Regions from separate parts of the Mus musculus genome. Here regions 1 and 3 are each linked to region 2. A link is a loop called in an ENCODE intact Hi-C map of the cell type or tissue named here. Cell type or tissue: heart. All regions are shown on one strand.

Evidence for each region. Peaks named below come from ENCODE experiments on the same cell type or tissue, not always from the same donor. Only the 100,000 strongest peaks of a DNase experiment are listed, where the experiment ranks them.
Region 1: a loop joins it to region 2, with 6 times the contacts of the local background. A loop is called at or near these places in 15 of 42 quality-filtered maps.
Region 3: a loop joins it to region 2, with 6 times the contacts of the local background. A loop is called at or near these places in 4 of 42 quality-filtered maps.

The regions. Positions count from the first base shown.
Region 1 is chr6:120,107,832-120,115,831 of GRCm38, forward strand. The region is part of intron 1 of Ninj2 (ninjurin 2); the gene reads left to right. Among named protein-coding and RNA genes, the nearest start is that of Ninj2, 18 kb to the left of the region's middle. In heart, a CTCF peak has its summit at 4,703; DNase peaks (open chromatin) are centred at 460, 1,590, 4,770, 7,090 and 1 weaker place; H3K4me3 peaks cover 1,090 bases; H3K27ac peaks cover 6,211 bases.
Region 2 is chr6:120,035,788-120,043,787 of GRCm38, forward strand. It overlaps Wnk1 (WNK lysine deficient protein kinase 1), which reads right to left and starts at 2,868. Exons shown (of 28, transcript NM_001199084.1): 1 at 1,087-2,868. The coding sequence starts at 1,845. In heart, CTCF peaks have their summits at 1,351 and 4,017 (motif pointing right); DNase peaks (open chromatin) are centred at 1,364, 2,374, 2,974, 4,074 and 1 weaker place; H3K4me3 peaks cover 4,556 bases; H3K27ac peaks cover 4,033 bases.
Region 3 is chr6:120,141,330-120,149,329 of GRCm38, forward strand. All of the region lies in intron 1 of Ninj2 (ninjurin 2), which reads left to right. Gm25327 (a small nuclear RNA gene) reads right to left here and starts at 2,421; the gene lies at 2,315-2,421. In heart, a CTCF peak has its summit at 4,242; DNase peaks (open chromatin) are centred at 4,272, 5,402, 6,282 and 7,582; H3K4me3 peaks cover 490 bases; H3K27ac peaks cover 3,579 bases.

The DNA.
Region 1 (8,000 bases), 72 kb after region 2:
GGGGGGTTGCGGGAACTTCAAGATTGGCCTCTCTCCTCAGCTGAAGTGAGCCTGCTCTGGCCCTGGATGAAGCAACCCCACTTAGCAACAGACAGAGAGTGGTCCAGTCCACGACCTGCACAGCAGCAGATGCCAGGGAATTGGAGAATACAAAAGACATACATTTTACAAGTCTGAACGGTTTTTTGTTTTAGCACAAGGCTCCCCCATCCTGGCACCGAACTTACCTGCCTCCCGCATACCTGTGGGGATTTACACCCACTCTGATGAGAGATAGCTGGGATTCCTCCAGCCTGGGAATGAGGTGTGTTTGACAAGTCTGCCCCACTGGGGAGATTAAGTATAATGAAAGACCCAGGTGTAGATGGATGTCTCTCTCTTGACACCCAGCGCTGTCTCTCAGTTGCTCTGCAAGAGTGAGAGCGACTGAAAGCAGGAGTGGACCTCCCCACCCACGGGGCATGTGGGAACAGACACCCAAGGGATGGGGGACACTCCTCCCTTCTCCAGAGCAGAGGAGCAGAGGGCTTCGTATCCCTTAGTGGTCAGGAGAGCAATATCAGGAAACGGGCCAGGTAGGAGGGCACAACACCCCTCACAAATGCAGCCAAGGCTGGACAGGGGAGGCCCCTAGGCTAGACACAGGAGAGAAGACGACACTGGTCCCCTGTAGAGTTGGACGCTAGGGAAACAGACGTGTTTCCTCAGGTTGAAGGTCAGGTTTTTGTCCTTTTGTTCTTGTCCCTTGTCTTAAGCCATAAATGTGAACTTAGGACACTGTTGTGTGGTCACTGTTTTCAGTCCTGGTGGGCACACAGCTGCCCTCCACAGATGGGACCTCCCCAACAGCTGCATTTTCTTACAAGTGGGACGCCAGCACTTCAGCTAGGGAACAGGACCTACTATAGGGAACGGGGGAGTTAGGAGAGTTGTACAGAGGCGGGCAGGATATGAGGGGGCGGTGGTCTTGCTGCCCTGCATAGCCTCCTCTGTGGGTCCCCACAGCCATCTGCCCAGCTGTGGGATCTTTCACTGCTCTGGTTGTAGACCGCTGGCAGGAGAGCTGGTGAGAAAAGGGTTGCAAAGGCAGTGACTTGACTGCACTGCCATAGTCGTTTTGGTAACCCGTGGGACCCAGATCTGGACAGGACAGGACAGGACAGGACAGGGTGCTGCTCCAGGTGATCGATCGGGCCAGAGCCTCCCAGGTCAGCAAGGTGGTATAGTCCTACAATCCTGGCCTTTCTCTTTTCCATCAAGAGGAAAGATGGAGCTGGGTCGTGTGAGGGTGACTGAAGGGAGATGTGCGGGACTGGGTGGGGTAGGAGAGCAAAGCAGACACAAGCTTTCAGCCCAGTACACTTGAGCTCAGCCTTGCTGGTGACCTCCCAGGTCACCAGGACAGGAAACACTTTCCTGTAGGCCGTGGCCTACAGGCAGCTGCCCCTGGGAGACTGAGAAAGCAGGAAGGAGGAAAAACCCGGTTACTTTGTCTCTCATTTTCCATGTGACCTGAAGTATTTTTGCCTCCTCCCTGTCGCAGCCTACCCTCCCACCCCCAGCATCCTGATGTGACCTACTTATCTGCGCCCTGAGAAGGGAGGCTCTCTGGAAGGCATCCCAGACAGGCGTTCCCTCCCTCGGAGTCTCCCAGCAAGCTCTTTAACAAGGAAAAAGCAGAGGCTGTCATAGGGGGTGGGGGTGGAATAGCGATGTTGGGAGGGGTGGGAGGAAAGGTAGATGGAGGCCAGCAGACCAGAGGAGAGGGCTCCAAGGTGCCATTGGTTACCAGGTCCCTTTCTGGCCATGACTGATGGTGTGAACCCAAAGGGATAGAAGCAGTGGGAGGAAAAAAAAAAAAAAAAAAAAAAGACAGTTCTAGATCTTTTAGGAGTTGTCTATCCGGGGCTCACTGAGCATTTATCTGATCTTTGAGCCTTAGTTTCCTCATCTGTGAAGTGGGGACAATTTTTACTTCAGAAAATTGATGAAAAGTATTCACCCTGCCCTCTGCTGTGTTCTACAGACAGACAACTCGATGAGGGACCAGAGGAGCTGTGTGTATCTGACAACGGCTTACAGCTTATTTCTAAATACATAGTCTGTGGCAGGGGCTTTATGTACAGTTTACCTCCCTTAATTCTGTGAGGGACATGTTATGTCTTTAATTTTTTTTTTTTTAACTTCAGAAAAGATAGGTCATTTGTGCAAAGTCACCACGAGGCAAGTAGCCGAGTTTGAATGTCTCTCTGGATCACGTGGGCTCCAGTCCTTCCCTAGACTACAACTTTATTGGACTTAATAAGAAAGGATTTAGCAAAGCTGGGCTTGGCTCAGGCCAGGTGATCTCAGCATTTGGGAGGCTAAGGCAGGAGGATTGCTACAAGTCTAGCTACGGTCAGCCTCGGCTGCAGAGTGGGACTCTGTCTCAAAGTGAGCAGGGCTAGATTTGGCAAAACCCACACTCCCAGGTCTTAAGTAGATTTAGAAAGCTGAGTCAGGTTGGTGATGGAGAAATCAAAGAATAATAGGATTGTATAATGCTATCATGTTATGCTAATCTTGGCTCTGAGGAAAGATTCCCTTCTGTGTGGAAGGCAGTAACAGAGAGCATTCCCCTGATTCTGCTGGTAGCTCCCCATGCCCTCAGGGGTACATCCCAACCCCAGAACCATGGCTGCTCTGTTTGCTCTACTTGTTTTTGTTTTTTTAAATCAAATGTATTAAAATACACCCATATTATTCGCTAAATAAAAATTTGGATATAAACCCTTTAAAAGAATTTTTGCTTTGTTTTTTCCTAATTTTCTAAACAGTATTATTTGTTTGAATTGCAAATAAATACAAACAACATACACCAAGGTTAATTAGCTTTTTTTTTTTTTTTTGGATAAAATTTCTCATCAGGCTGGCTTCAAACTCTCAGCAATCCTCCTGCCACAGCATCCCCAAAACTGGGGTTACAGGCATGCACCACACAATGAAAAATGCAGTATTTGAATTCAGGAATTAATTGCGGTGTTCAGTTCTGGCCTGGGGATGTAGCTCAGAGGGTTTGTCTAATGTGTGCACAGCCCTACGGTACCATGTAGGCAGCAATGTTTCTCTTTCAGGTTTCAAGTAGACTTGGGGAAGCTCACAGCTCAAGACTTGTTGTGCACATTTACCTAGCAGGCAAAATGGCCTGCAAGTAACCCCTGCCCACCTCCCCTGCATGCTGAGATCCTATAAATACTGTTTCCCCTATCTAGAAAGTTCTCTCTCCTTCTACAGCTAGATCCCATCCACTGTCGCCTCATGGCCCTTGGCTTTTGTTCTACCGCTGAGCACTTGCATGAGTAACCTTTCAGGAGCCTCATCTATAAAGGGATCCATAGGGGATTAAGGTTACCTTCGTAGGGTATTAAGTAGCTGTCCACGAGAGCTTGGTCTCCACCAGTCTGCCTTTAACCAACTCTCACCCAGCTGCTGGAGCCCTGTTTGTCTTCTTAAAAAAAAAAACTGCCTTTTATGTGAGGAACACTCAAGAAAGGAAGTCTTGTTTTCGAGATGGGGTCTTGCTGTCCTGCCCTGGTTTGGTCAGGGGAGACATTCAGTGCGGAGGTTCCAATCTGAACCCAGCCCCTCACTCTGGTGGCATCCTTCCACCTTAGAGGGCTACCAATAGAAAAATGAGTAAATGTGGGTACAAAGGTGGAACTAGAGATGCTCTGGGACCTTTGGGACCCAGAGCAAGTATTATAATAGGGCCTCCGGAATGAGCTGGTAATTCAAAACCCAACCCCAGAGTGACAAAATGGTCTCTGACACCGGACTGTCCCTGTTATCTGAGAGGAAGGGGCTCCAGAAGAGACATGGCAGGGGAATCTCCTCATTTGGTTAATGGCATTAAATAGCTTGTGGGCTTTGGGTGTCACTCAGTGGTAGAACACTTATTTTCAGGACCCTGTCTGTGCTCACCTTCAGCCTCAGAAGCAAAGACAACAACAAAAAACAAAACAAAAACAAAAACAAAAACAAAAAACCCAACCAAACAACAAAAAGGATCTGTGGAAAGAGGTGGCTCAATGTAATACTAACCTATGGGGGACTTAAAGTGTGTACGTCATATCCAAAGGCCGCCTCCACCCCTTCTGGAAAGTCCTTTAGCTTTGTTTCAGGGAGCTCTGATGTGCCCTCCATGATGGCCTCCAAGCACACAATGACGCCTGTGGGGGTTTTCGAATGGGGGCTTTTTGCCATCCTGGTATGAAGCTGAGTTAGTCAGAAAAACTCATGCCTTGTAATCCGGATGCCTGCTAGGTAAGGGCCCTGTCACTGAGGTGTCCACAACCCAGTCACGACAGAGCCTTGGTCCTGCAGGCCTAGACCGGCTGTACACACTCCAGAGAGTTCTTGTGAGGCTTAGTGGAGGACGTTTGTAAATACAGACCCTGAGCAGAGCTCATTCTGCCTTTATCTAGTTCTGAGGGCCATGCATCAAGCAGCCGCACAGATCTGGGTGTGAAGGCTGGAACTTTAGCAACTACCAGCATTTCTAGTGTCCCTACAAGTCACACAACCAGGCGGAGAGGTGGAGGAGGGGGACGAGACGGGGGAGGGGGGCGGACTGGGGACAGCTGGGGGGGCGGGGGAATGGGAGCGTGCACACGGTCAGCTGACTGTGGCCGCCCGAGGGAGCACTTCCCAGCCCTCCAGTCTGGGGGGTGGGGGTGGGGGGACTCAAGGCGACTGGCTCCTCCTCTCCTCCGGAGCCAGCCCCTGCACAGCAAACTCCGGAGCTCAGCCCTGCTGCAGGGCTCAGTGGGGTTGTTTCAGTTCCCTTTTTCGCAGAAGAGGAGTTCTTGGTTTCCTGCTGAGTTTCCCCCAAGGCTTCCCTTCTGTTACAGCTGCTGCTACTGCAGTCACCTCAGAGTGACAGCTACCGCTTTTGAAGGCCCGGTGTTTTGTGGATGGGATGTTTTGTTTTGTTTTGTTTTGTTTTGTTTTGTTTTGTTTTGTTTTACTTCTGGTCAGAGAAATCCAATTTATAGATGAAAAAATTTAAAAGATGAGAGAAAGTTCCTTTGCTCACCGTCATGTGAGCTTATATAGAGAGTACAATACAAGCTAGCAAGGGATAACAGACGCTGTCAGATCTCTGGGTGAGGCCTATGCAGGACCATTTTTTTTTCTTTTCCTTTCTTTCCCTCCCTCCCTCCCTCCCTCCCTCCCTCCCTCCCTCCCTCCCTCCCTCCCTCCCTTCTTTCTTTCTTTCTTTCTTTCTTTCTGTTTGTTTTCCGAGACAGGGTTTCTCTGTATAGCACTGACTTGTCCTGGAACTCACTCTGTAGACCAGGCTGACCTCAAACTCAGAAATTCGCCTGCCTCTGCCTCCCAAATGCTGGGATTAAAGGTGTGCGTGCGCCACCACTGCCCGGCAGGACCATTTTGAAGTATGATATTGTTAGGACATTTTTCAACCTTAGCCATACTAGGACAGTGCTTAAGAATTCCGCTAGAATTTACCAAGAGCAGAGTCAAAGATGTGTGTGGAATTTTGACCTGACTTCCAAGAGAAGCATCCAGGTTTGGGACTTATTTCTTTTCCCATCCTCTCTGCCTGGTATAGAGAGCACAAGACTAAGCTATAGTTGAGAGCCTCTGCAAGCAGAACCTTGCTATAGACCCATACAACCTGAGGACGTTGGTCGCAGTTTGAAGGTCCAGAAAGCTTGGCATATGCGCAAGGCAAAATTTGTTTGGTTTTTTTGCTGAGATCCCAGCTAATGGCTGGTTTTTATTATTTGAAAGTCAGTATAGGCAGATTGTCAAATAATTTAATCTCAAAGCATGACTAGACAAGAGAAAGGTCTACCAACCACCTGTAGGAGCTACTCTAAAGTGAGTATACAGATTGAGGAAGGTCTAACCCTATTTTCTAACTGGCTGCTCCTTTCTTCAGAGATTAGAGCTGAAAGCACTCTTGAGTGTGGGAACCATGGGGGAAGAAGGGTGTGCTAACACAAACAAGACAACTAAAGGGGGAATTTTATGCACTGAAATGTTGCTTGATTCTAGAATTGAAAGTCACACCAAAGGGGGGTGGGCACAATAAAACCGGCTGAGGGTATAGCTGAGTAATAGAGCCAGGTTTGTGTACGTGTTAGAACCCAGGCCCTGTTCCCAACACTAAACAGAACACACCCCTTGGAAAGAAACCACCAAGGGACTGAGAGATGGCTCAGCAGTTAAAAGCACTTGTTATTCTTGCAGAGTACCTGGGTTCGATTCCCAGCACCCACATGGTGGCTCTTCACCATCTGTAACTCTACTTCTAGGGGATCTATCTCATGGCTACTTCTAGGCACCAGGCATGCACATGATACACAAACACAAGCAGGCAAAACCCTCAAAGTGAGCAAGTCTTTAAAACAGAAAGAAAGAAACAGCTAAGAAGAAAAGGGAGTTACCAGGCACCCAGGAGGAGCTAAGGAGCATATTGGAGACCCAAGGCTGCAGGGTTTTGCAAGGGAGGGAGGATAGAGTGGAAAAATTACACTTTCCTTGAGCCAGAAACCCTGATATCTCCTTTTTTTGGGGGGGGGGGAGCGTCAGTTAATCTGGGCATGATGGGTGCACATGCCTATAACCCCAGCCAGCACCCTGGGGACAGAGACAAGCAGATTCCTGAGACTTCCAGGCCAGCCTGGTCTATAGAGCAAGTTCCAGGGCAGCAGGGATGCATAGAGATCCTTTCTCAAACAAAACAAAACAAAACAAAACAAAACAAAACAAAGCAAAGCAAAGCAAAGCAAAGCAAAGCAAAGCAAAACAAAGCAAAACAAAGCAAAACCAAACCCCAAACACACAGACCAAGAGTCGGTTTCCATATTAACAGAGCAAGGACTTCAGATGTGATGAGTTTCTAAGCTGTCGCCCAGCTTGGAAACTCCTGCGTCTACAATGATATTTTCATTAAATGACACTCTGCTCCTCCAGCTCAAAAACACGTTAATCATCTGACTAACTGCTCAGATTTCCTGCTTTATGAGATCATCATTGCCTGTTCCAAGTGCTTTTGGCTGCCAGAGAGCAAACTTTCCGCTGGTGGACTGGAAACGTGTTTCACTGTGACAATAGAGCTGGCAGTTGGAGGGCTGCTAATTTAATCCAAAACAGTGCTGAGCTGGGGTCATCTCCACCCGGCTTTCCTGGATCTCAGACGGCAGTTTCCTACTTTGCTTTCTGACAGCTGCAAACTTGATCCTTCAGGGTTTTGCCAAGGGAGAATTGGGGTCCTGGAAACCGTACCTCATGCTCCCAGCTAGCTTAATGTGCCTCTCTCTCCTCCAGGCCACTGTCACTCTTGCCTTAAGCAGTGGTTCTTAGTAACTTAGAGCTGAGGTTGAACCTACCTTCAGGAGTCACTGGTTTGGGGATCCATGTATATCTTATGACTACAGTCTGGATAATGGTCATGTTCTGTCAGTTACAAACCACACATAGTTTCCAGAATGCTGCAGTAGCTCCTTACAGGTACCCTGGGTGGCTGTGTGGGGGTGGGGTGGGGGGTGGGGGGGTAGGGGTGGGTGTGTTTGTGTATGCTTGTGTGCTTGTGTGTGTGTGTGTGTGTGTGTATGCTTCTGTGAATGTGTGTCTGTGTAAGGATGTATATGAGTGCATGTATGTCTGTGTATCTTTCCAGAAAATTCTCACATAGTGCCCCGAGTACTCTCACAGAGGCACGCACACCAGGGAGGGGATTAGGGAAGGTTAGTCACTAATCACCTTCAGAAGTGTGGTTAAAGGCAAAGACTCTGGAGCTGAACTGCCTGGGTTTGAATCCTGGACCTGTCACTTGTTTGCTGGGATGTCTGCTCTAGGGAAAACTACTTACCCTGTCTGTGCCTCATTTTCTTAGAAGATTGTTGTAAAGGGAAGGCACCAGGAGCAACCAACATCTACCGGGGTAAATGCTATGAAGGCCTTGGCAAGTCCTGTGCTAACTGCCTAGGATG
Region 2 (8,000 bases):
AAAGTCTTTTATAAGATATTACAACAATGATGGTATTATCACAACTTTCAAAGCACTTATACAATTTTGCATGGACTTTTACTATTCACTATGGACTGAATAGGATGAAGACAGACTAATGAACAGTGTCAGATCACAGCTAGCCATAAGGCTTAAGCACCTGTAGGTGGTTATATTGGTAGGTATATACTGTACCTTCCTACTCTGAAAGCACTTAAAGGGAAAGAGAGTTGGGAATCAGGGACTGGGTGGTTGTTTTGATGGTGGTGCAAGACTTTAATCCCAGCACTTGGGAGGCAGAGGCAGGTGAATTTCTGAGTTCGAGGCCAGCCTGGTCTACAGAATGAGTTCCAGGACAGCCAGGGCTATACAAAATCCTGTCTCGAAAAAACCAAAACAAAACAAAACAAAAAAGACAGTGTCTCACTACCCAGGCCAGACTGGCCTTGAACTTGAGGCTCTCCTGCCTCGACCAATAGAGTAAGTAGTTGGGATTTCCAGGCATGCCTTTATTAGCTACTATGCTATGATATTCTGCTATCAAGAAAGTTGTTCCTTAAAAGTACAGGGTCTTGTCTAACAATCAGATTTTAGAGATGGAAACACACAAGGCAGTTCATTATTGCAGAGGCTTAGAAGAGAATGAAGTGTACAGGAAAAAAAGGTTTGATATTTACTTAAAGCAAAAGAAAAAAAAAAAATTCCCAAAGGCTGAGGATATATTTAGCTCAGTGGGAAAGCACTTGTCCAGGCCCCACTTCTTCGATCCCCAACACGAAGGGAAACCCTTTTCCAATAATTCCATGTCTCCTGCCTGACATTAAACACACAAGTTTGTACTTAAATGACTCTTTTTACCCCTGGCTGATAACAATCCTTCTTGACACCAATAGTTCCTATCTTTTCCAAACACCTAACTAACTACAAGCTCCACAATCTCCCAATTTCAACCTCTTTGGACACTAGTCTTCCCGCCCTCTCAGAGTCAGAGAATTACAAGTAAAGAGTGAACTCGACAAACTGGCTTAACAGAGCCAAATTTGGGATCCAAACGACCGAATAAGAAAAAAGGGGGTGGGGCATTACCTGCAATTCACACCAGGCGACTTCCACAGTGGTTTCGGTGTCCAGACCTTTGTAGACTGTCTTAAAGGAGCCTCTGCCGATTTCGATGTCAAATTTGAGAAAGCGACCGTCATTGGACATTCCCACTGCCTTGGTCTCCAGCTCTTCGATATCATCCTGTTGCTGGCTCCTATCCTCCTGCGCCTCTTTGGCGCTGGCGCCACCACTGCCACTTCCACTTCTGGACGGCGGTGGCTCCTCTTTGCTCCCCACGAGGCTGGGCTGGGACACCGGGCGGTCTTTGCTGGTACTGCTGGGGACGGTCGTGGTGGCCGAGCCTACAACGGCTTGTTCCCCAGGGGAGGCAGCAGCCGAGGGTTGCTGAGACACCTGGGAAGCAACGGTGGCGGTCAAAGTTTCCTCTCTGTGAGGTTCGGGTGGAGCACTCTGGGGCACCACTGCAGGTACACTAGGTTGCGGGATAGAGAGAGGGAGGCCCGGCAGCTCCAACGCGGTGGCATTGGAGTCGCAGATGACGCTTCGGCGGAAGAATCGGTGCTCCGTGGGGGTGGTGGTGGCGGCCGCCCCACGACTGTCCTTGTCCATAGTGTGCCGGCGGCGCCGATATTCCTCCGTCCTGCCAACTCCCGAGTCGGCGACCGTAGCCCCCAGTTTCTCGCCCACGGAAGAATCGGAGCTTGAGCCATTCTTGGGGACGGGCGCCGGAGGCGTAAGGAAGCCCGGAGTGCCGCTTTGCTTCTCGGCGGCACCGTCAGACATGGTCGGTCCGATGGAGTGAAGAATGCGGGCTCGGATTTATGAATGAAAAGGGAAAAGGGTGACCCGGAGAAGCCACCAAGAAGTGCTGGGCAGCGCTCCTACGGCGGGCTCCGAACCACCGGACGACTCCCACTCAGCACTGACAAGGCGCCCCGAGGGCGACGCGGGACACTGAGTCCGGCTGCTGCGGCGGCTGCTGCTGCTGGCACCGAAGCTGCTGCGGCTCACGGGGCGGGCTCGTCGGCGGGCTAGGAGGGAGCGGAGCCACGGGGGTTAGCGCCGCACAGTCCGCATCCATCCTGCAGCGAGCGGAGGCCGGTAGGGCTGGGGCAGCAGAAGCGCCGCAGTCATGAGGAGCAGGGCGCGGAATTGGCTCCTGGGCGAGAGGATGCGACCCAAGTGAAGACGGCTAAGCTCCCTCCGCTGCCGCTGCCGCCGTCGCCGCCCGCCCGCCGAGCACGGCGGGATAGGCCCTGAGGGCGGAGGCACAGCGCGCGAGGGACGAGCCCCGACGCCGGGCGGTGGCAGCCCGGGGCACAGGAGTGGGAGGGGCCGCGCAGGGGAAGGAGGGCCGCGGCCCGGGTTCCCGGTCGCTCGCTCGCTCGCTCGCTCGCTCGGCCGCCGCCTCAGGCAGCACGCGCCCCGGAGAGGGGACCAGTCTCAGAGGGCGCCCATCACTAGATGCTGAGGGCCGAAGCCTCGAAGCCTCGAAGCCTGAGGAGCGGCCCCCCCCGTCCCCGAGGCCTCCCCGCCCGCCCCGGGCCTGGCGAACCTCTTCCCCTCTCTGGCCGGCGCCGGGGGCAGAGGAGGGAGGGAACTGTGGGGAGGGGAGGGCCGCTCACCGCGGGGCCCGGGCTCCGCTACTTCTCTGGCCAGGAGGAGAGGAGACCGAAAGAACTGGGAGGAGGGGGAGAGGGAGAGAAAAAGAGCAGTCACCCCACTAGGCGCCTTCTGTCAGCGAAGAAGGGAGTACGGAATAGCCGAGCAGAAGGAGCGCGTCCGCCCGGGAAAACTCTCCGCTTTAAATGGCGCCGATGTCTGAAGCCTCCACACAGCCCGCTTGGACCCCGCCCCCCGCCGCCCGGGGCGGCCCCGCCCACATCGCGCTCGGGGGGCTCTCGCGCAGGCGTGCCGAGCTCGAGGCACGATGGGATTTGTAGTTTCGCGGTGAAAACCGTGAAAGGAACCCGGGAGGAACGCGCCTACTACTTCCGTGATGCCCTGCGATTGCTCTAGCCTGGTGCCTCCTGGGAATTGTAGTTCCTTTTTTTGAAAACCGCCCCATCTGAAAGCCTGATGGGAGCGTCATCGTGGGTCGCTCAATTCCGTTCCAAACTCAGTGCTCGCTATCAAAATCATTATTTAGGAATCAATTGCAAAAGAAGAGAAGAAAGGAGAAGAAAAGAAAGGAGAGAATGAGAGACTTCCGTCATGTTCTGCTTAGATAGCTCGTAGAGCTGCCATGCAATGAAAAATGATGTTGTTCGTCTTTAATGGAGAGCCTCCTTAGTGTTGTGACTAGGGGTGTGGGAGTGGAGAAGGAGGTAAAGCTGAATAACCTGAGCCTGAATTCGAAGACTCCCAGAAAACTTTGTGAAGAGTGCACATACCATCACTGTTGATTAGATGGGTGAGGGTAAACAAAATATATTCCATCCTTCTCTTCTTCACAACAACTAAAGCCGCATGCTCATCTCCAGTTTCCAAACAAGTACTTTGGCTGCAAAGATGGGCTGCCTACTAAATAAAACCCAGGATCAGAGCGAACCTCTTTGCTTTGCCGGAAACTTAACGGGAACGGGAGGTGTAGGGGGCGGGGAGAGGCGGGTGACAAGCATGGGAGGAGGTCGAGTTCGAAGATATTCTACATCTTTAATCTTTGATTACAAACTTGAGAGGACATAGTTGACTTTTGCCTCTATATTTGAGTAAAAATTATTTTCCTTTTGTTTTCTTATACCCTGCCTCGGTGGCTCAGTAAAACATCCCCTTTCTGTACTACACTTGCATATGTACACATATGTAATTTATACCAAGGCGCGGATCTCCGGAAACCTAGATCCGTGCAGTTTACAGTAATGGAATTCTTCTCTTCAAAATATCTTTAGTGCTTCCTGGACCACCTTTGCTACTACGTAAGATTATAGTTGTGATGAGCACCAGGGGGCACCAGACAGAGTAGGAAACCAAATTTATGAGCCAGATGGCAGTTACAAGTCTTAACCCAACCGGTGAGAGCGGGAAGCGCTTAAACGTACGCAACCGCACCCGAGCGTGAATACGCTGCAGTCGCAGCCCAGGACTGGAGCGAGCTCTGAAGCGCGTTTTCCTTGTCCAAGACTATATGAGAGGATCTCTGAGTGATTTGGAAGCGGCTAAACGGAAGATTCCTTGACTCAGTGTATCTAGATAAACTTCGCATAGAGAAGTCTTGCTATACAATTAATATTAACTTATCAGAAACGTTTAAAAAGAAGTCAGCACGTTTCCTTTTTTTTTTTCTTGCCGAAATCTACCATGTAAGTTTTAGTGTTTGTTTGAACCCTATGGCTGTTAGATTTAATAAAGAAGGCAGGTTGTGAACAGTTTGAAATACAAGTGCAGAAGGGGCAGGAAGAATACTGAAATATTAGTGCTCTACTGTTTTAGAAAATCATTAGTTCACTTTATTAATGGTAAGTCTGTTTTAGTACATTTAATTAGTGGTTTATCTCCAGTGATAAATCTAATGTCAGCAAATGAAGAAGTAACTATGAAGTGCATTTTTCTTGTACTTCTTAAGACTGTTGATTATAATTTTCTCAAAGTTGCTTTACCAGAGAAAACTTTGTTTATAACACAAAGAAACTTAATTATACAGTGGTGGGTTTTTAAAAGACCAGTAAATCACAGTTTTTTTTTTATTTATTGTATGTTTGTTTCTATAAAAAGAAATTAGGATATTTCTGTCCAGGTGGTTCTGAAACAATTTTATCGTTGTTGCTTATTCTTATTTACTAAACCCTGCAACTTTGGTCACATGACAATGGGCACAACTTCCTTAATATATATAATATAGCCATGACCTGTCAACACATCATTTCAAGCAAGAATACCTAGTCATTATAAATAACCTACTAATCATTGACTTTAAAAACCACACTTATCCACATGACAACTTTTCCTACTTAGCTTTACTAGGAAAACAGATACAATGGTGAGTATCGTCGCTGTGTGGGACGGTTAGACTTAAAGGTTGAACTATAGTATGGAGATTTACTACGCTCACATGTTCATCTCTCTTTATAATGATTAAATCCGTACTAAGTTCCCTGTTATTCTTGACTATAATTCCAGATCATACTTTCCCTTTCTCTGGAGTTTGTTTTCAAGTTCTCTCCCGTCCACACAAACCAGCAAGAGACTAAATAGAAGTGTGTGGAACGGACAGCCAGGGTTATACAGAGAAACCCTGTCTTAAAAAAGCCAAGAAAGAAAGAAAGAAAGAAAGAAAGAAAGAAAGAAAGAAAGAAAGGAAGAAAGAAGTGTGTGGAAGAGCTTAGTATACACAAATGCACTCAGAATGAACATCTGAAGCACTGGCATTTGGGTGACCAAGAATGCAAATCTGTTTTTCTTCTTCAGTGTGTTGATTCATGCTTCTCTCTTCCCATTGATAACTTACAGGCAATAAAAGTCGGCAACAGCTTTAAGGTAGACAGTGGCTGAAATGAACTGAACACATACTTGATCTAGAGTATGGTACAGTTCCCGGTAGCTTCCTGGATGTGGCTTATGGAGGGCCTCTTTCCCTTTTTTTTTTTTTTTTTCTTTTTTCTTTTTTTTCCCTCCTTTTCCATGTTCCTTTGACTTGCGTGTGAATGAGTTTTGTTTCATTCCTGTCATTCCCAACTGTGCTTGGCCTTCTTTTAAGCTCTCGCTTGTGTTTACTGTTTTACAAAAGCTCACTATGTACAGGTTGAATGCTGGATAGTATGGATCTCAACTTCAAGTATGAATGTCAGTCAAGAAACCCCTCTGACTTCTTTATCTAGAAATAATCTCCTCTTCCCTCAAATTTCATTATCCCTTATTTTCACCTCTGTGTCATAGATCACCTTCTAAAATGATTTGGTTTTATTTATGATTCCTTGACTCAGTGTATCTAGATAAACTTCACATAGAGAAGTCTTGCTATACAATTAATATTAACTTGTCAGAAACGTTTAAAAAGAGGTCAGCACGTTTCCTTTTTTTTTTTTCAGTCTTCACTCACTTTGTTCTGTAAAATAATGTCTACCATTGATCAGACAGTTACTTATATGTCAAGATCTTTACACAAACAGGCCTATCTGAACTTCGTAACTACTTCACAGGAAGTAAGCTTTTTAATCTTCACTTTATAAGCAAAACCCTAAGGAGTAAACAGATTAATGTGGAGAGATGGCTCAGAGGTTAAGAGCATTGATTGCTCTTCCAATGGACCCTAGTTTGATTCCCAGCACTCGCATGGTGGCTCACAACTGTCTGTAACTCCAGCTCCAGGGCCCCCAATGCCCTCTTCTGACATCTATGAGCACCGAAGACCCTCTTTAATTAATTAGTGGATCAATTAATCAATGAAACAACAAGGCTGTTGAGTAGTTGTTCATAGACCATGCCAATTTCAGAAGCTTTTTCTGACCCACACATCGCATTAGGATAGCTAAGACTGTAGAGCATTTAGGAAGAAAACCAAGCTGATCATTACTAAAACAAAACTCTACCAATACTAACACTGGCAACATTAGGATTATCCAAAGCCACTGCTTCACATGCCCAAGTACACTAAGCTGATTTAACTTCTGTAGAAGAGGAGGTTACACTTCTCAGAGAACTAAATTATGGATTGGGAATGCAGCTCAGTGGCCGAACGCATGCTGCCGTGCGTATGGCCTTCTTGTGTCAGATCCCTAGTACGGCAAACACACACACATGCAGATTAAATAAACAAATTAAATAACTCTTTGATTGACCTCTGGTGTTCTGTGTGTTCAGAAAGAGAAAAAAAAAAGCAGGTGTAATATACCTTTGGTTATTGTGAAATTTAAGAAGCTAATGTGATATACAGGATGGTGCATGGTCTACAGAGGAACCTCCACCCGACTAGGAGTGGGAATTTCCCTTTTTGCAACTAAGCTGAGTTAACAGACAAAGCCATGAGGAGAGATGAATGAATGACAGCTGAGAGATATTAGTCAAATTCCACAGGGTTAAGTTATTATGAATCAGAGGTGTCAAGTCCACTCCCAAGGCTCCTAAGAGCAGCTTCTAGTCTTGCAGGAGTATCTAGTTAGGAGGACAAATGAGAAGCAGCTTAGAGGAAGGAGGAAAGGGGAAGTGGTTACTCCTTGCAGAGGGTGAAATTGGTCCATAGGACCCCTTCACCCCTTCTCTGTAATGGTGATTACTTTGTTTGTCAGGCTTGGGTCAGCTCAAGGGCATTTAAAAATCTGCAGATCTCCCTGGGTCTGCATTTCACAGAGGAAAAGGAAGATGAACTACAGGCACCTGCCAGTCTGCTCATCTGACTTAATGCAAGCAATGAGGGAGATTTCCATTCTCATTCCCAAAAACCACTCATTCTTCTGCCTCTGTAATGTTTGCACATCTCTCTGAAAAGGGGGCAAACAAGCCCTCATTTCTCCTAAGCAGTAGAAAAAAAAACCCAGCCTTGACAAACCTTGAAATTTGTCCTAAGAATCTGAATGGTTACTTAAGAGATGTTTCAACAACGTACATCTTAGGTAAGCTTCCCCAGAAAGAGCCCTGTAAGTTGATGTACGTGCAAGGCTGATTGGTTCCTGGGTTTTCGTTTGGTTTGGTTTGGTTTGATTTTGAGAATTGTTTGTTTGTGTTTGTTTTTTCAGATAGGGTCTCTCTATTATGTAGCACTGGCTGTCCTAGAACTGGCTCTGTAGGCAAGGCTGGCATTGAACTCACAGAGATCTACCTGCCTCTACCTCAAAAATATTGAGATTAAAGCCAAGTGGCTAGGTCCTAGGGTTTTAACGGGAGTTCAGAATGATTACTACCACCATGGGGAAGATGGGAGGCAGAACTAACGAAGGGATGTAGTCACCTGCCATGCTGTTGTAATAGAAGCATGTGCTGAACTTCTGAAACGAATGCAAAGT
Region 3 (8,000 bases), 110 kb after region 2:
GGCTGGCCTCGAACTCAGAAATCTGCCTGCCTCTGCCTCCCAAGTGCTGGGATTAAAGGTGTGCACCACCACCGCCTTGTGGCTCTTAACTGTTGAGCCATCTCTCCAGCCCCTCAAATCCAGTTCTTGATCTGGATCTCAATCTATGGATCTTGACCCCTCTGGGGTTGAGTGACCCTTTCACAGAAGTCACCTAAGACCATCAGAAAACACAGATATTTACATTATGATTCATAACAGTAGCAAAATTCCAGTTATGAAGTGGTGACAAAAATAATTTTATCCTTGAAGATCACCTCAACATGAGCAGTTTAATTAATTAAAGGATCACGCCATTAGGGACGTTGAGAACTACTGATCAAAACCAAGGCTGCCCTGAAGGCAGCTGGGTAGATATCAGGAAGGCTTTAAGCAAAGACAGCTGCAGTTAGGACCAGGTCTTGGTGACTTTGGATTAATACCTACTGGAACAGTGAGCACCAAACGTTTTCTGGAGCTGGACTTCATGTCTTGTTTTGGGACAGACTCATCCATCCGTTGGTATTTCTCGTCATGTCTGTCAACTTTGAGTGACTGTCCTGCAGAGTAGGAGCACATGGAGCAAGAAAACGTCATGCCTTCTCTTGGGGACAGACAGATGTGCCTGAGCTTAATGAAATCTTCGCTACTCACCTACCCTGCCATCCCTTTTGTTCCTGTTTATCGTTGCCTAGTTGGTACTGAGTGTACCCGCTGGTACTGGTGAAACTGAGAAGGGCTTTATGCACTCCATCAGCAGTCTAATAAGGGAAACAGTTGCAGTGGAGGTTGTTTTCAGGGTCGGAGATGGAACTCAGGGCTTCAAACATGCCAGGCAAGCATGCTGCCATGGAGCCATATCACCCTGTGCTAGTTCTACCTACATGGATCTACAACACGAATCATGAAGTCATGATTATCTTGTCAACTGTTTTGGTCACTTCCCCATTCCGGGCCTCTGTCTAGTGTTTGAGCATATTTTATATCACTTAAACCCTTACCAAAAAATAAAAATATGATGGTCCCATTTCACATATGATAGGTCCTAGGTGGCGAGTTTGCATCAGTGCTTGTCTGCTCTTTAATCCTTGGTTGGTCTGATCTCAAAAATCTGTTTCTCACAGCCATGCTGCTCTGCTCTCTGGAGAATCAGTCATGAGGACCATTGAGGACATAGGTCAAGGCCCCTTTTAGTTTAGTTGGCTAGATGAAGCCTCCTGAAAAAGGTCCTGCTCTGTTCTGACCTGCCTGTCCCTTCTGACAGCCAACACCCAAGCCCTGTTGCTTTTCTATTTTCATCCCAATCTCGGCTTCCTAGAATGATCTAGTCTTTCTAAGATCAAGCCATTATGATCAGCATGTAATCATGTATGTCCTTGACTCGGAGGTCTGTGATAAACCAGGCATGCTGCTGTGTGTCTGCACTTCCAGGACACAGAGAAGGGGATCCTGAGTTCAAGGCCAGTCTTGGTTACACAGAAACATCCTGTCTCAAACAGAAGCATACACACCATGGGCCTTTAAGTGATTCCCTAAAAGAGTCAGACCTACTTGTTTCCCCCTCCTCTTTCTGCTGTATATATGTATATATGTTTGAACGTATTTAGATACATGAATCTATGAATACACATATGGAGGCCATAGGTCAACCATAGATGTCTGGCTCCTCAGTCTCCCTCCACCTTGGTTTGTTTGCTTGTTTGTTTGTTTGTTTGTTTGTTTTTTATTAGGTATTTTCCTCATTTACATTTCCAATGCTATCCCAAAAGTCCCCCATACCCTCCCCCTCCCACTCCCCTACCCACCCACTCCCACTTTTTGGCCTTGGCGTTCCCCTGTACTGGGACATATAAAGTTTGCAAGTCCAGTGGGCCTCTCTTTCCAGTGATGGCCGACTAGGCCATCTTTTGATACATATGCCGCTAGAGTCAAGAGCTCCGGGGTACTGGTTAGTTCATAATGTTGTTCCACCTATAGGGTTGCAGATCCCTTTAGCTCCTTGGGTATTTTCTCTAGCTCCTCCATTGGGGGCCCTGTGATCCATCCAATAGCTGACTGTGAGCATCCACTTATGTGTTTGCTAGGCCCTGGCATAGTCTCACAAGAGACAGCTATATCAGGGTCCTATCAGCAAAATCTTGCTAGTGTATGCAATGGTGTCAGCGTTTGGAGGCTGATTATGAGATGGATCCCTGGATATGGCAGTCTCTAGATGGTCCATCCTTTTGTCTCAGCTCCAAACTTTGTCTCTGTAACTCCTTCCATGGGTGTTTTGTTCCCAATTCTAAGAAGGGGCAAAAATATGGAACGCTTCATGAATTTGCGTGTCATCCTTGCGCAGGGGCCATGCTAATCTTCTCTGTATCGTTCCAATTTTAGTCTATGTGCTACCGAAGCGAGCACTGTTTGTTTGTTTTGAATAATTAATTTTTTTAATTTTTATTTTATTTTGTTTTTTTCAAGACAGGGTTTCTCTGTGTAGCCCAGGCTGTCCTGGAACTCACTCTGTAGACCAGGCTGGCCTCGAACTCAGAAATTCGCCTGCCTCTGCCTCCCAAGTGCTGGGTTTAAAGTCGGTGCCACCACCATCCGGCGCAGTAAGTGTTTTTAACCCTTAACTATCTCTCCAGACCTCCACTTTGGTTTTGGAGACTGGGTCTCTCAGTGAACCTGGAGCTCTCCAGTTTGATTGCCTGGGTAAAAAGGCTCCAAGGTCCCTCCTGCCTGTGTCTCCCTGGAGCTGGTATTATATGAACAATGGAGGCACCTGACTTTTTATGTCAGTGCTGGGAGTAAAACTCAGGTCCTCATGCTGGCATAGCAAACATGGTACTGATTGAGCCATCTCTCCAGACCCCCAGATTACTCTTAAGTCTGCCATTCAAAGCCACCCGCTAGCTGTCCCTTCCCTGGTGTTTCACCCTCTGTCTTTCTCTTTCTCCATGTTCTTGTGTGTATGTATATGTGTATGTGTGGAGGTAGATGGATATTCTGCCTGCATGTATGTCTATGTACATATGCATACCTGGTGCCTTGCAGAGGCCAGAAGAATGTGTGTTATCTCCTGGGATTAGAGTTACAAACAGTTGTGCACTGTTGTGTAGCTGCTAGGTCTCGAACTTGAGTTCTCTGGAAGACCTGATAGTGCTCTTACTTACTGAGCCGTTACTCCAGTCCCTTCTCTTGGGTTCCTTTTCTTTCTTTCTTCCTTCCTTCCTTCCTTCCTTTCTTTCTTTCTTTCTTTCTTTCTTCCTTTCTTCCTTTCTTCCTTTCTTCCTTTCTTCCTTTCTTCCTTTCCTCCTTTCTTCCTTTCTTCCTTTCTTCTTTTTTTTTTCCAGACAGGGTTTCTCTGTGTACCCCTGACTGTCCTAGAACTAACTCTATAGACCAGGCTGGTCTCAAACTCAGAGATCTGCCTGCCTTAGCATCCTGAGTGCTGAGATTAAAGAACCTGTCTCTCAGGTTCTTGCCAACTGAAATTATTTGCTCTCCTGAATGTAATTCTACTTCTCTTGCTTCTGCGGCTCTTTTCAGGCATTCTTTCTACCTGGAAGGTCTTTTCCTTGTTTCCTCTCCAACTTTTACACATTGTCTAATATCCAGCTAGAATGCTACTTGCTGCATGGTGGAGTTAATAAGCTAGTAACAGGGCAAACAAATATGTATGTAATTTCTACCATGTGCCATGGTTTAGTAAGTCTTTTGTCTTTGGCAGATAGAAATTTCCTTTAAAAAACAGAATCAAAATCTCATCTGTATATTTGCCTATAAACTTGAATTTAGTACATTTTAATTTTCCCCATTTCATTTTATCCTAACCTAATTACAGCTCTATAATTATTTGTTAGATATATTAATTTTAAAAATTGAAGGACTGGGTTAGCTAAGTAGTAGAGTCTTTGCCTGGCATGTGCAAGGCCCGAGAACCTAGCCCTGTAGTGAGAGCTATAGCAAAACAGAAACAATGAACTCACATAGAGGAAATGGAGGGCCGGGGGTATGATGCAGGGGCAGCACACTTTCCTGGCATGGAAAACACACTAAGCTCAATCCCCAGCTCTGTGAGGCAAAGAACAAATTCAAAATAACAAAATGAAATCCTTAAGCAGAGCGACTTGAACATATGGAAGCCTTCATAAGCTGACACAGCTGTGAAGACATCTCAGCAGCCATGGGTTTCAGTGTGTGGAAGCTGAGGTAGACTTGGAGCCAGCAGGGGACTCTTACAGGGCACAGTGAGTCATTTGCACAGTAGCTTCTTCAGAGGAAAAGGATGGGACACAGAGTACAGGGTGGGGGAGAGGAAGGGCTGGAATAGCAATGAGTTTCATTCTTTAACTATTGCTCAACATCCTGGTATTTGGGGAATTTGCCTCCTTTGCCTGGGACAAATTGCCCACTGGCCTGGATTGCTTGTCCTGGGTGGACCTGTTGGCTTTCCTCTGATCTTTTCAGACCTGTTGCTATCTCACTCACCCTGGGACACCTGCTGTATGCAAGCTAGGTATAGCAGTGGATGTTCTTGGGTTCACTAAGCTTGGGTCCAAGTCAGCAAACAACCTCTGGACTTTTACAAGCTCAGAAGGAGGATGGCCTAGGAAAAGGTGTCTCCACATGGGATCTGAGGTAAAAGAAGTGTTGGCAACAGGTGTGGGCAGAGGAAAGGGAGCCTGAGGGTCTTGCCCCAAGGTGGAAGTAGCTTCCATTTCAAGGGCTTGAAAGTCTGCAGGCCACAGATACAAAACTGCAAGACAGAAAGGATTCTTGACTTTGCAATAGACTCTGTGCTTCTCTCTTGGTTCCATTGGCCTCTTGAAGCTTAGTTTACCCCTATAAGGCTCTATCTTAGTGCCTGCAGCCTGCTAAGGTGCCTTCTAAAATCCAAGGTTCCAACCATAGCCATTTGGAAAGTGAGACACTCCTAGGTTCCATGGGATGTTTGGAACTCATAAAGTTATCTGTGGAAATCTAAGTCAAGGCTTTTCCTCAAATGCAAACATTTCTATCTCAGGGTCCAAATATGCCCATAGAGGCCACGTGGCGTGTAGGGGAGGGTGGCTCCTGGACCTGGGCGAGAACCACCAATGGTCTTTTAAGTACGGCTGTGTCCTAGGAATTGGTATGAGGGTCCAGACTCTTTACTGAGGTTTGAAAGGGGCTGTGACTTCCTGAAAAGTTAAACAAAACAAAAACACATTTTTTTCAGAGGCTGAAGGTAGGGCTGTGTGGACATTTCTGCTCCCCCTATTTCCTATGGGCCGTGCATAAACATGTGTGATAGGAAACTATGACCAGGACAGTGACGTGCCCAGCCACCCCAAACCTGCCGATAGGACTGCCCTTTTCTGCTCAGACAACACTACCCCTACCCTACCCTTCCTCCTTCCATTTTGCTCTCAGGGCCACAGGGAACCTAGGCTAGTGGCTGCTGTTTATCAAGAGGAGGACGGAGCTGACAGGGAGGAATGTTCTCTTACGAGGCTGGCATTAGGGTGCAGGAAAGGTGGAATGCGCCCTTCCCTAGACACAGGGGGTGCCAAACTTTGGAGTGCCTCTTTAAATTTCGAACTCGGTCCGACATTCCTGCAAGTAATTGTGACTGCATTCTAAGAATCCACCCATGAGAAATGCGTGCCAGCGAAGAGTTCCTGTGCATTCATCTAAAACTCGAAGCATGGCAGCATCCCTGAGTGTTTGAAAGAACACAGCGTCTATTGTGTGGCAAGTGCTATTTATTTGTCTCTAGGCAGTTTTTGGTGTACATCTAAATTCAGAGGACTTCCCCCAGACCCCCACCCCCATCATCTCTAATGGAGGATCCTTTCCTCTTCTGATCAACTAAGAATCACTGCTCTCATTTAAGATCTTCACTATTTGTTTATTATGCACTACTTTCTTGTTTTTCTGAGAGTCTTATAGTCTTGGCTGGCCTCAAAGTTGGTATGTAGCCAGAGATGACCCTGAATCTGTCTTCCTGCCTACCCCTTAGTTCTAAGATTCCAGCTGCTATCCCTAGCTTTTCTCCCCTGATAAGGAAACTGTGTTCTAGCTTAGGAAGCTTGGAAATGCAGTGACACCCAGCTTCCTGACTATCTCCCTACCTCTGATCAACTTTGAGAACAGCTACATAAAGAACATCCGGGTCCTTTCTCACCCTACCCCCATCCCTGAGTTGAAAGGTGTCTGTAGGGCACCTGGGGAAAGAAAGGACTCATTGAGGCTTGCCTGATCTGATCAACGGTCAGTCGGACAAGAGAAACAACCACACACCACACCAGGCCTTGGCAACGAAGAGCAGCACAAAGTGATGATGTCACTGTTACAGCAGAGAAGGCCAAGCTGGGAGCTAGACCTACCCCACGCAGTCCTTCCTCTAAGCCTTTGAGTTAAGGATTACTGTTACCTTCTCTTTACGGATTCGAGCATTGAAGCATAGGTTAATGACAAAGTCACACGGTTATTAAAGGAGTCTGGATAGGATCTCCAGACCCTGAAATGGCACAGCTTTTCTTTTTTCTTTTTCTTTTTTTTTTTTTTTTTTTTTCGAGACAGGGTTTCTCTGTGTAGCCCTGGCTGTCCTGGAACTCACTCTGTAGACCAGGCTGGCCTCAAACTCAGAAATCCGCCTGCCTCTGCCTCCCGAGTGCTGGGATTAAAGGCGTGCACCACCACACCCGGCTGGCACTGCTTTTCTTAATCACTACATGATTTTGCCCAAGAATCATACTGACCTCAGCTGTCTCACAGGAGGCTCTACCTGGTGCAAAAGCATCTATGCTATATTTTCCAGGGCTAGGAGGACTTGTGGTACACTCAACTCTGTAGGGTGAAGTAGTCCTTAAAAGTCCCCTCCTGCCTGGTGCTAGTGCACACCTTTAATCCCAGTACAAAGGAACAGAGTCAGGTGAATCTCTGTGAGTCAAGGCCAACCTGGTCTACACAGCTAAATCTAGGAAAGTCAAGGTTACATAAAGAGACCAGTTTAAAAAAGAAAGGGAAGAAAAAGGAAAAAGAAAAAGAAAAAAAAGAAAATTTCCTTCTGACTGAGGCAGAGGGGTGTAGCCCAATAAACTCTTGGCCACAAGAAGTGGGCCTCCCTCCCTCCCCCAACCCCAACTACTAAGCTCTCAGCTGGGCCCTTCAGAATGGTTTGGGGCCAGCCTGAGTTTTGGAATTTTTTTCATAACTTGTTCTCTCTGGCCTTTAATACAGCTCCTGCCTTTCCTCTCTGTAATTAGCGTGAACCTTAAACCCCCAGCAAGCTCTTTGAAAGTGGTGTGTGTGTGTGTGTGTGTGTGTGTGTGTGTGTGTGTGTGTGTGTGTAGTATTAAATGTATTCTGTCCTCTCCCCACGTGTAGACTGAGCACAAACTCACCACCTAATAAATGTTCACTGAGTTCAGTCCAGGGATCCAGGGTCTGTAGACAAACCTCCTACCTCCTGGACTGTTGTTTTGGGTCACTCTGCCTATCCAGTCTCCCAAGAGGCTCCTGGCCTGTGAGAGGCTGGGATCTGGCTTGCTGTCTTGTCAGGGTGTGTGGCGCAGACCAGCGCATTTGCACCTGCGCAGGCACTTGTGGAGCAGAGAGGCTATTTAAGGCTTTGGCAGCTCTGCCTTTTAAAGCCTCCTGGGTCCCTGCAGTGGGCAAAAGGCAAGCCATGGAGGCTGTGTGCAGTAGCTCTCCACTCAAGGCTTCCTGGGAACCACGTGTGTTTACCTTTTACTTCCCTGGAGGCCAAGAGCCACTTTTTCTTTGCAAAGCGAGACAGAAAGTCTGGTGTGAGAGACGGCTGAGCTCCCAGTCTCACAGCGCAATCTCTCAGAAGCTCCAGACTTTGCCACTGTGACTGGGCAGCCCCTGGGGCACAGTGCTGTACAGCAGCCCACACTGCGGACTGATATCATCACGTTACCTCTCAGAACCTCCGGGTCTTCATCGAGGAAACAGACAGACTCTGCATCAACTCCCATCAACTCTCT